Linked DNA regions of Homo sapiens: region 1 is linked to region 2. Evidence: chromatin loops called from intact Hi-C (ENCODE). Cell type or tissue: chondrocyte. All regions are shown on one strand. Links, peaks and the distances in the headings refer to the core of each region. The heading gives the core; the rest is flanking DNA. Region 1 has its middle 870 kb from the start of HULC. Region 2 overlaps TFAP2A (transcription factor AP-2 alpha).

The links. A loop is a pair of places that touch in the nucleus more often than their neighbours do. Peaks named below come from ENCODE experiments on the same cell type or tissue, not always from the same donor. Only the 100,000 strongest peaks of a DNase experiment are listed, where the experiment ranks them.
Region 1: a loop joins it to region 2, with 13 times the contacts of the local background. A loop is called at or near these places in 5 of 110 quality-filtered maps.

What each region holds. Positions count from the first base shown.
Region 1 is chr6:9,519,666-9,524,063 of GRCh38, forward strand. No RefSeq gene overlaps it. Among named protein-coding and RNA genes, the nearest start is that of HULC, 870 kb to the left of the region's middle. RefSeq lists enhancers at 687-766, 1,173-1,222. In chondrocyte, for the core only: no CTCF peak of the experiment used is centred there; no DNase peak of the experiment used is centred there.
Region 2 is chr6:10,407,644-10,412,041 of GRCh38, forward strand. It overlaps TFAP2A (transcription factor AP-2 alpha), which reads right to left. Exons shown (of 7, transcript NM_001372066.1): 2 at 2,258-2,692. TFAP2A-AS2 (TFAP2A antisense RNA 2) reads left to right here. Exons shown (of 1, transcript NR_145448.1): 1 at 1-284. Among named protein-coding and RNA genes, the nearest start is that of TFAP2A-AS1, 2.5 kb to the right of the region's middle. In chondrocyte, for the core only: no CTCF peak of the experiment used is centred there; a DNase peak (open chromatin) is centred at 2,374.

The sequences.
Region 1 (4,398 bases), core at 99-4,098, 890 kb before region 2:
ACATTCAGATTATGCTAACTTTACTAACTCTAAGTTCTTACAAAGATGATTAATTTCTTCTGCATGAAAATTTTAGCCTCTAAACATCGACTAAACCCATTTGGACATATATTTCCAATGATGACTAAATGCACTGATATATTTTATCTAAACAGAAATTCAAAATAACTTCTATATCCCATAGCCCTTACCATCAGTCTTAGTAAAAACAGATCAATAGAAAACAGTATAGCAGAACAGCAAACATAAATACTGAAACCTTATTTGTAGATCTTTGCTATAAATGTAACACCCACCACACACAGGGAGAGATACTGGAAATAGCTTTCTTCTGTAATAAGTACACTGCTCCTTGGGAGAAAGGTAAACTGCATTATGAGATTAAGATCAACACAATGAAGTTACTTTCTAAGGGTCTCATACACCCAAGTTTATGTTGAGGAGGAAAATGTCCTTTTGGTAATTGAACTAAAAATCTAATGGACATGATGGATGCTTGATTGTGTCCAAATGGCATGAAAGCATCCTAGGAATTCCATACAGAATTCAGTTAACTATTTTATGAAAGTGGGAGAAAAAATCGAAATAAAAATTGAATTTCAAAAAATTGAAATTGAAATGTGAAGTGAATTGATCAGCTACTGTTTTAGTCTGTTTTGCATTGCTATAAAGGAATCCCTGAGACTGAGTAATTTATAAAGAAAAGAGGTTTATTTGGCTGACAGTTCTGCAGACCATACAAGCATGGCACCAGCATCTGCTTGGCTTCTGATGAGGCTTAAGTAACTTACAATCATGGTGGAAGGCAAAGGGGGAGCCAGCATATCACATGACGAGAGAGGAAGCAAAAGGGAGATGACAGGCTGTTTAAAGAACCAGCTCTCCCGTGAACAAACAGAGCGAGAACTCACTTATTACTGCGGGGACAGCACCAAGCCATTCATGAGGGATCCTCCCCCATGAACCAAACACCTCCCACAAGGACTGCCTCCAACATTGGTCACATTTCAATGTGAGATTTGGAGGGGACAAATATCCAAACCATATCAGCTGTTTTGGAAACATGTAGCTCAGAACATTATGGTGATTGGATTTTAACATTTCGGCTCAAATATAAAACATGGGCTAATATGAAATCCAGGCATATCACCATATAAACAGAAGTCTCATCTTGATTTCAAAGATTTTTTTCCTGCATTAGTAGCCCATTATTGTTCTGTATGTGTCTCAACCGTTTGTCTTAATGTGTCAAATTTACAACGTTGCTAAGAATATGAGTCACATCCTTAAATACCACATATTCATGAAAAAATCCTCGGAAAGTGAGTCATTCAATGAACTATTGGGGGAAATTTTTAAACTTAATAAAGAATACCTTTTTAACAGGATAACTTGTTTCTCTTCTGACTGCCATGATTCTGTCTCACAGACTTCCACAGAAAATATCAAAGATTTTAGCTGAATAAATAAACAAAAGACCAGGCAGATAAACTGACTTCTCAGGCCCAAGGTAGTGACCTGTGTGACAATTTGGTCTTGGAGGCCTGATGTGAAAACCTCTTGCAGCCTCTGGGTAACGATGATTTGATTCCTATCTCCCCCATAGCCATTCTCAGCCTCTCACCTTGTGGGCTTTCCCTATGCACTGCACATAATCGGCAAATCAGTGGGGTTTTCCATTTCTGTCTCTTCTTCATAATTTGTTTTTCCCCTTTACTAATCTATTCAGTTCTCCAGCCCACTCACGTGATTTTGCATGATAAAGTTACAACAGGAAGACTATTAAAATAGCAGCAAATACTTTCTTTAAGCCAGGTGTATGTCATCTTTTGACACATATTGTCTCTCTTGATTATCACAACAACCATCCCAGGTAACTATTATTATTATATTATTAATCCCATTTTACATGTATAAATGTTACACCAAAGAAACATAACTTGCAGGATAATCAAAGAAGGATTTTATTTTGATCTTTCATGTGTATTATATGGGGCTTGTTTTTCCCCTATGCTTGGATGCAATTTTTGACAAGTCCTCTGGTTTTTCTGCTTACAGGCAAATAATGAAATCAGTTTCTGTTCAGTGATTAAAAAGATCATCTCCACATAGTGGTACCATCCTCAAATTTAATAAGTAAGGGCTTCTTGCCATTGTCCAGCCCAGGCCTGTGTAGTAAGAGGGCTGGTTACTCTCCCCTCCCCTGCCTTATACATTACCTCCTCTTCTCCATCCCACCGAGCTTGGTTTCGGACCCTCCAGAATGGGAGAGAGGGAGAAGTTTGGGCAGAAGGGAGAAGAGCAAAACGTCTTATTAGATTAATATTGTTGGGAAATTGCATTGGTTCTTGAACTTGGCAGATATTTTATGTGACTCTTTTGTGGGTCATTTCTAGTGCCTCCTCTTACATTGTTAAGGATTCGTCTTCAGCAATTACTTTAATTTATGCAAATACAACTCTTCCTGTAGGTCACATGGTCACAGTGTCCCTAACGGTCTAGATCAGTGGCCTTGCCTGTGTACACAGCCCTGTAGAATCTCAGGCCTACCGTCATCATAATATTTATTACACAACATTTGAATTTACACAACATTTGAACATTTGAAAATGTTCTTTGTTCATTAGAAAGCTCTCTCCAACACAATCTAAGATAATCTCAGCCCAGCTCTTTCATGCATGCAGCCACATCTGGGACAAGGAGTAGAATTCACAGGACCCAAGGCACAATCCAAAAATTATCTTCAGCCTTTTTTTTTTTTTCAGTGTCAGAGCTAGATGGTCAGAAAAGTGCTGCAAAACTGGTTTTCCCACGTTTTTTGCTTTGGTATGTGCCATTTATTGACTGGAAACACCACTAAAATTGTTCTTCGTTAACATTCTATTATTGTTGAAAACATCATGCAAAAGGTAATAAAGATTAAGTAGTTTTAAAAGTGACAATACATTTTCTAGCTTTTGTCTGATCAAAGAGAACTGTCGTTTTGAAAGAGGATTCACTGCTGCAAAATTATCAGTGTTTTGCCACTATCGTTTTTCTAGTTCAAGACAAAACAAAAACCTTCTAACAGGTTATATCTTTAAAGCATTGGAAAGATGACATTTCATATCAGTAACAAACTGGACTAAACAGTAGTCAGTACTGGCATTCATGAAAGAAAAAGACATAGCCTATTGGAGGTAAAGCTGCACTATCATTCACAATGGATAAGAGTCCCCAACAGCTCGGTCAACTATAATCCCAAATATAATTTTTTCTTGCAAATACTTTTATAAACACTTGGAACACATTAGTACATTTCTTAGAACACAACTGAAAAAAAAAGACAAAACTCTGATTGGTTTCTAACATCCTGGAAAAATATAAGAATTGCTTTGTTAATGTTGAATTTGTGTCACAAGAGAGGTTCAATATTCTGAGCCTGGGCAAATGATCTACACATGTGAGTGTATGTGAGTGTGTGTGTGTGTTGTGTTGGGTGTGCATATCTACTTGTGATATGAAAACTGGCAACATACCCACCAGCAATTTGTGTCAATCTAAAAATGAAGAACAGAATAAAAGTGTAGACAAGAGAAACATGACTATCTAGAAATCAGGTGGGCAGATCAAGCTTCAAATGCCTTCCTTGCTTCAAACATATGCACGTGGCAGATAAAAAGTAAAAAACGAGAAAAACTAAGAGGACATAGCCAGAATCAAAAATACAGTAAACATCTCTGTTGCCAGAAAGAGAGCAGAAACATAAAATGGTGAGGGGCAAGAAATGAAAAGTTGAATGCAGGTCGTGGCGACTGAGTTTGTCTGAAGGAAAATGGAGATTAAACTTCAAATAGAATTGAAAAGAAGAAGAAAAAAGCCTCCTCACAATTTGAAACCTGAAAGTAAGACAAAAAGTCATCACTAATCTCTGTCTGCAGCCATGACTCTTGGAACATAACACATCAAGAAACCAAGTGCAGATTTTCAACCAGGAGCTAAGTCAGCTGCCCTCTGAGCTCATTCCTGAGATATGTGATATCCCCAGCCTGGCTTTGAGTCAGGAAAGCTGCTTCTATGACTTGACCTGATTCTGGATTAGGCTATACATATAAACAGAAAATCATTGGACAGGGAGGGCTTAGCACAGAGATGGGGAGTAAAGGCTTTGGGATGGTTCCACTCATTGCCAGCATATAAACCAAATTTCTAAGGCATGTGAATAAGAAAGTGAATAAAGTAAGTTAAAACCACTTGGAATAAAAATGTGTTATAGGTTAAATGAATTGTATAGATGAGTCTGACCAGGCTTTTGAGATATGTATTAAACGTTCAAAAGGAAAACATGAATTCTACTTATTTTTTAAAACTTGTAAAACAAAACCAGTCACAAGTAAATCAAGAACAGGTAAAGATAAT
Region 2 (4,398 bases), core at 114-4,113:
CCAGGGCTGCTGAGATAGAAGATTTTGCAATCATTACCAAACACAGGCATTACCATTTAAAAAACTATTGCTTCCTTCTCTAGTCTTTGTCCAACAATAATACTGATTCGAACATTTTCCATTCTGTCTTGGATTTATGCTCCTGTTAATTGTGCCTGATCGCAATGATTCCGGGTGGATGGTACTAAGTTGCTTTATTACAGGTTTTATTATACTCAATGCTCTCATTTGTAACTTGCCTAAAGTGCTTCTGGATTTAAGTATAATTAAATTGAGAAATGTTCAGAAATGACTACTGCTGCAGTTCTTGTGTTTTAACTATATGGGGAAATATGATCCCTTTATGCATGCACCCTAAACCCATAAAGTAAATGTAGTGTGGCATAATACTTTTATTTGTGTTATTTCTAGACCTTGTCCATACAGGGAAGACTGTTAAGTTTAAAACCCCACTGAGATATTAATGATTAAATAATTTTCACCATCGATTTGATTTTCTTAAATATTTAGCAGTTATACTTACTAAAGGTTAACTGTTGCAGCAATGGGAAAAAATTGAAAACAACCTTTTTCTTGACCCAAATTCCTTTGAAAGAATTTTTTTCTTAAAAGATGGGGGAGGGAGAGGGAAAAACAGCAACTGGGTTTCCTTGTTTTTGTTTAATCTTTTAGTTAGTTTCTCCTACTGACCAATTTTGCCACAAAGAGTGAGTATACAGGTGTTAAGAATTCACCTTGAAATTTTTGCAAAGTAGAGCAATTCTCATTCACAGTAGTTCCAAAAGCTTGCAACATTATTTTGCAATTCAAATATTTTCAAAGAACAAGCAAGGAAAAGATTCAGAGTGCTTTGGGAAAGGGAACTAAAATAATCATAACTCCCAGTTCATGTTTAAATTGCTCTTATATAAATTAGTGCTCCTCTCACTTCCAAAAAAATGCACTGTTAAGTATCAGTTTCTAAAAACATGTAAGTATGAACACACATATACAGACATACAGTGCTCACTAAACCTTATACTGGATCAAGTGCCCACTTTCCTGCCTTCCATGCAAGGGCTGCTAAACATAACCAACAAATTTCAGTGACTAACTGGGCCAAATGAGAGATGTAATAAATTTTCTATTTTCCTACGGAACTTAAATAATGTTTTAAATTCACCAAGCAAGGAGGTAAGTTCATCTGACCATTTTCCTTACAATCTAATGTAGTAATCATTAAACTGTCAACGGACATACTGCTGCAATATTTGATGCAGTAATTTGAAATAGCATTTTAGTAAAAATCACATCCAGATACATTTCCTCTCCAAAGAAAAGCAGCTTTAACAGAAGCCTTTACAGCTTTAATAAAATTATTGGCTTGCTCTAATTCCATTTCAGGAGGGTTGTGAGGAAACCATAAATATATAGAATTGAAGCAGAGGTACTGGTTTAAGTTTAATTCCAGAAAGTATTTTCAAATTATCAATAGCCTGGTTTGCATTGTAAATAGTAAATGTGCTAATGCCATGCTTATTTAGAAATCATTTTAAACTGCATTTATTGATAACTAAATTAGAACTCAAATAATGTATTACCCAATAGTCTCGAAACATTTAATTTAATATGGAGTGTAGCAGGTTCTGATAGGCGTTGGGAACCTAGCTAATGATTTATGAGGTCACCACTTAGCACCCCTAGTAAGAAGAAGGCTGCATTTTAATGTCCCTCTGCTTGGATTTGCTACTTAGTTTTTCTTTAATCAGGATAGGGTGTACACATAACTTTTAGGTTTCACTTGTGCTTATAAAATCCGGTTAAAATGATCTTAGTGTGTCTTTTACACTTCCTTTTACATTTTGAGGACATTTAATGAGCTCTTTTGGTTGCATTTAACATCATTCCCAGGACAGGGAGAAATCTCCACGCCAGACTCAGCGATGGAAGTAGATCTTTTAGCAATTGAGACAGTTTACTGTCGTCGAGAGGAAGATATTGTTAATGGTGACATTCGTCTGATTTATCTGTGTTGGTGGAAATGGTAATGCAGGCATTGTTTGAGGGAGCTCCAGAAACCATTGTTCTGGGGTAGAACTCGCAACTACTTTGTGTGGTTCCTCAAAACGTCCCTCACTCTCCGCCTCCGAATAAAATGTTTTTATAAGGAAATACTAGGGAGAACCCGGGCCCACCGACTGTATGTTCCAGGTATCCTTTCTGGGGTAGGTAAGTAGGGGGCTGTGTTCCCTCCCGCGCTGGTTGCGCGGCCTCTTACCGGGACCTCCTCGATGGCGTGAGGTAAGGAGTGGATCGAGAGGTCTCCGAGTCCTGAGCTGAGCGCGTGTGGGCCGTGCAGGAGGTCCTCGTGCCGCCTGTAGTCCCTGCGAGGATCCAGGCCCGACAGCTGGTGAGGCAGCCCCCGGTGCGTGTGCAGGAGCCCAGACTCCTGGCTCTGCCTCTGGCCGGGCCAGCCTGGGTGCTGCGGCTGCGGCTGGGCGTGCAGGGGGTTCAGGCTGTAGGGGTCGTTGACGTGGGAGTAAGGATCTTGCGACTGGGGGTAGATAGGCTGGTAGGGTGGGGGGAAGTATGGGGGCTGGAAGTCGGCATTGGGGGTGTGGGACAGCGGCGGGGCGCTCGTGTAGGGAGATTGACCTACAGTGCCCAGCTGGGGCAACCGTGCCGTCCCGTTGCTGGTGCCGTCGTGACGGTCCTAGAAGAGAGCGAGAGGAAAGGTAAAGAACAAGGAATCAGGCGTCGAGCTACAACTATCCACACAAAATCCACTTGACAAGTCTGCGTGGGAAATCGCCCGTTCCCGTTGGCTGGCCGCCGGGAAAAAATCAGCTCTAAGTTCTTTTCAGGAAATACCCTCAAGTGAAACAGACCGAACAACGCAGAGAAACTGTATATGGAGGGGGCACAAGAGACTATTTAGGGGTTTCTTTCAAAGAGAGGAAAAGATAGAAAAGGGTCTCCTGGAACACAGCCCATTAAACTGCAGCGTGAAATCTCTCTTAAGCAAAATTAAAATTCCTCCTAAATACTAAACAGCAGAAGCGGCCTTTTCTTTTCCCCCGATTTGAACCTGTCTGCCACTGCGTTATTGTTTATTCTCTTCCATTTATTTGGAGAGAAAAAAATCATAAACGTTCAAAGACTGTTACCGTTTCATGACTACTTAAATAGAAACATATTTCGCAGAGGGGCTGTAACAAAAACACACGTTTAAATTACCAGCTTAAAGAAGGTTTTAACTGCAGGATCGGGGTCTGTCTTTTTCGCTTCCTCTGTTAGGAGCCTTTTTCTCGACAGAGTCGATTTATGGTTTGGATAGGGAAAGGGGGACGTCAAGTCAAGGTTTAAAATAGAAAGATTCAGCCTTATTGGGTTTAAAAGAGAGAGGTGCACCCCGGGGCTGTGGCCCCCCCCCCCCGCCCCTTCCACCCCAGCCCCAAAGGGCAGAAGAAACGCCTGACTTTAGGTTTCTCTATTGCAATTCCCTTGCAAAACAAGCGAAGAGAGTTGATTCCAGAGACCGCGAACCCTCGGCGGTTCGGCCGCAGGTCCCGAGGGTAGGGGGCACACCGCGCTGCACTTTTCCTGCAGACAGTTTAAGCATCAAATGTTGAGAACATCTCGGGGACAAGTGAAGACTCAAGGAAATCAAGATGAACGTGGGGAGAAACACGCCTTGGGAAGCCGCGGCGAGGTAGGTCTGCGTGCTCGGAGAGGTCGAGCGGGGGCTGGGGTAGGGGGTAATGCACTCGATTTAGGGATGGAAAAGAGCGAGAGAAAGGCGGAAGGTGGGGTGGGGGATGCAAATGGAGAGGGTGTCCTGAAGGAAAGCTGGGCGTGAAACCCGAGGTTTCGGGCAGCTCCACGGCACCAGGTTTCCAGAATCCAATTCCTAAAGAAACAGCAACGGGGGTGGGGATGGGACTCACCATGGCTGAAAAACTGTGAACTAACATCTGCGAAGAGTCTGGGGTAACGAGTCAGGGTGGAAAAAAACAAGCAAGCCTGGAGCGCCCGGCTGCCCCGCCGCCCGAGCGCGCCCCACACAAAAGGCGCCGAGAGCCCCGCGCCACCCAGGACTCCAGTCACGGCGCCGACGCTCCCCGGAGCGCGGGAGCCCGGCTCGGATCCATCCGAACTTGAACCACCGATTCGCGCGGCGCCTTCAGCTGGTCGAACCCACGGTCTCTATCCTGCCGCGACTGGTTATGATTCAAAGTTCTTTAAAAATGAAAAACCCCAAAAAAGGAAAAAGGAAAAAGTATGTGTGAGTGTGTGGGTGCGTGCGTGTTCCTTAATCCGTGTCTCCCCCTCTTTTCTTAGCGGCGGCTTCGCTTGAGCTTCTAATAACCGCGCTGGGCAGCGTTCCTGGAGCCTCCTAATAGCAGATATTCATGACTA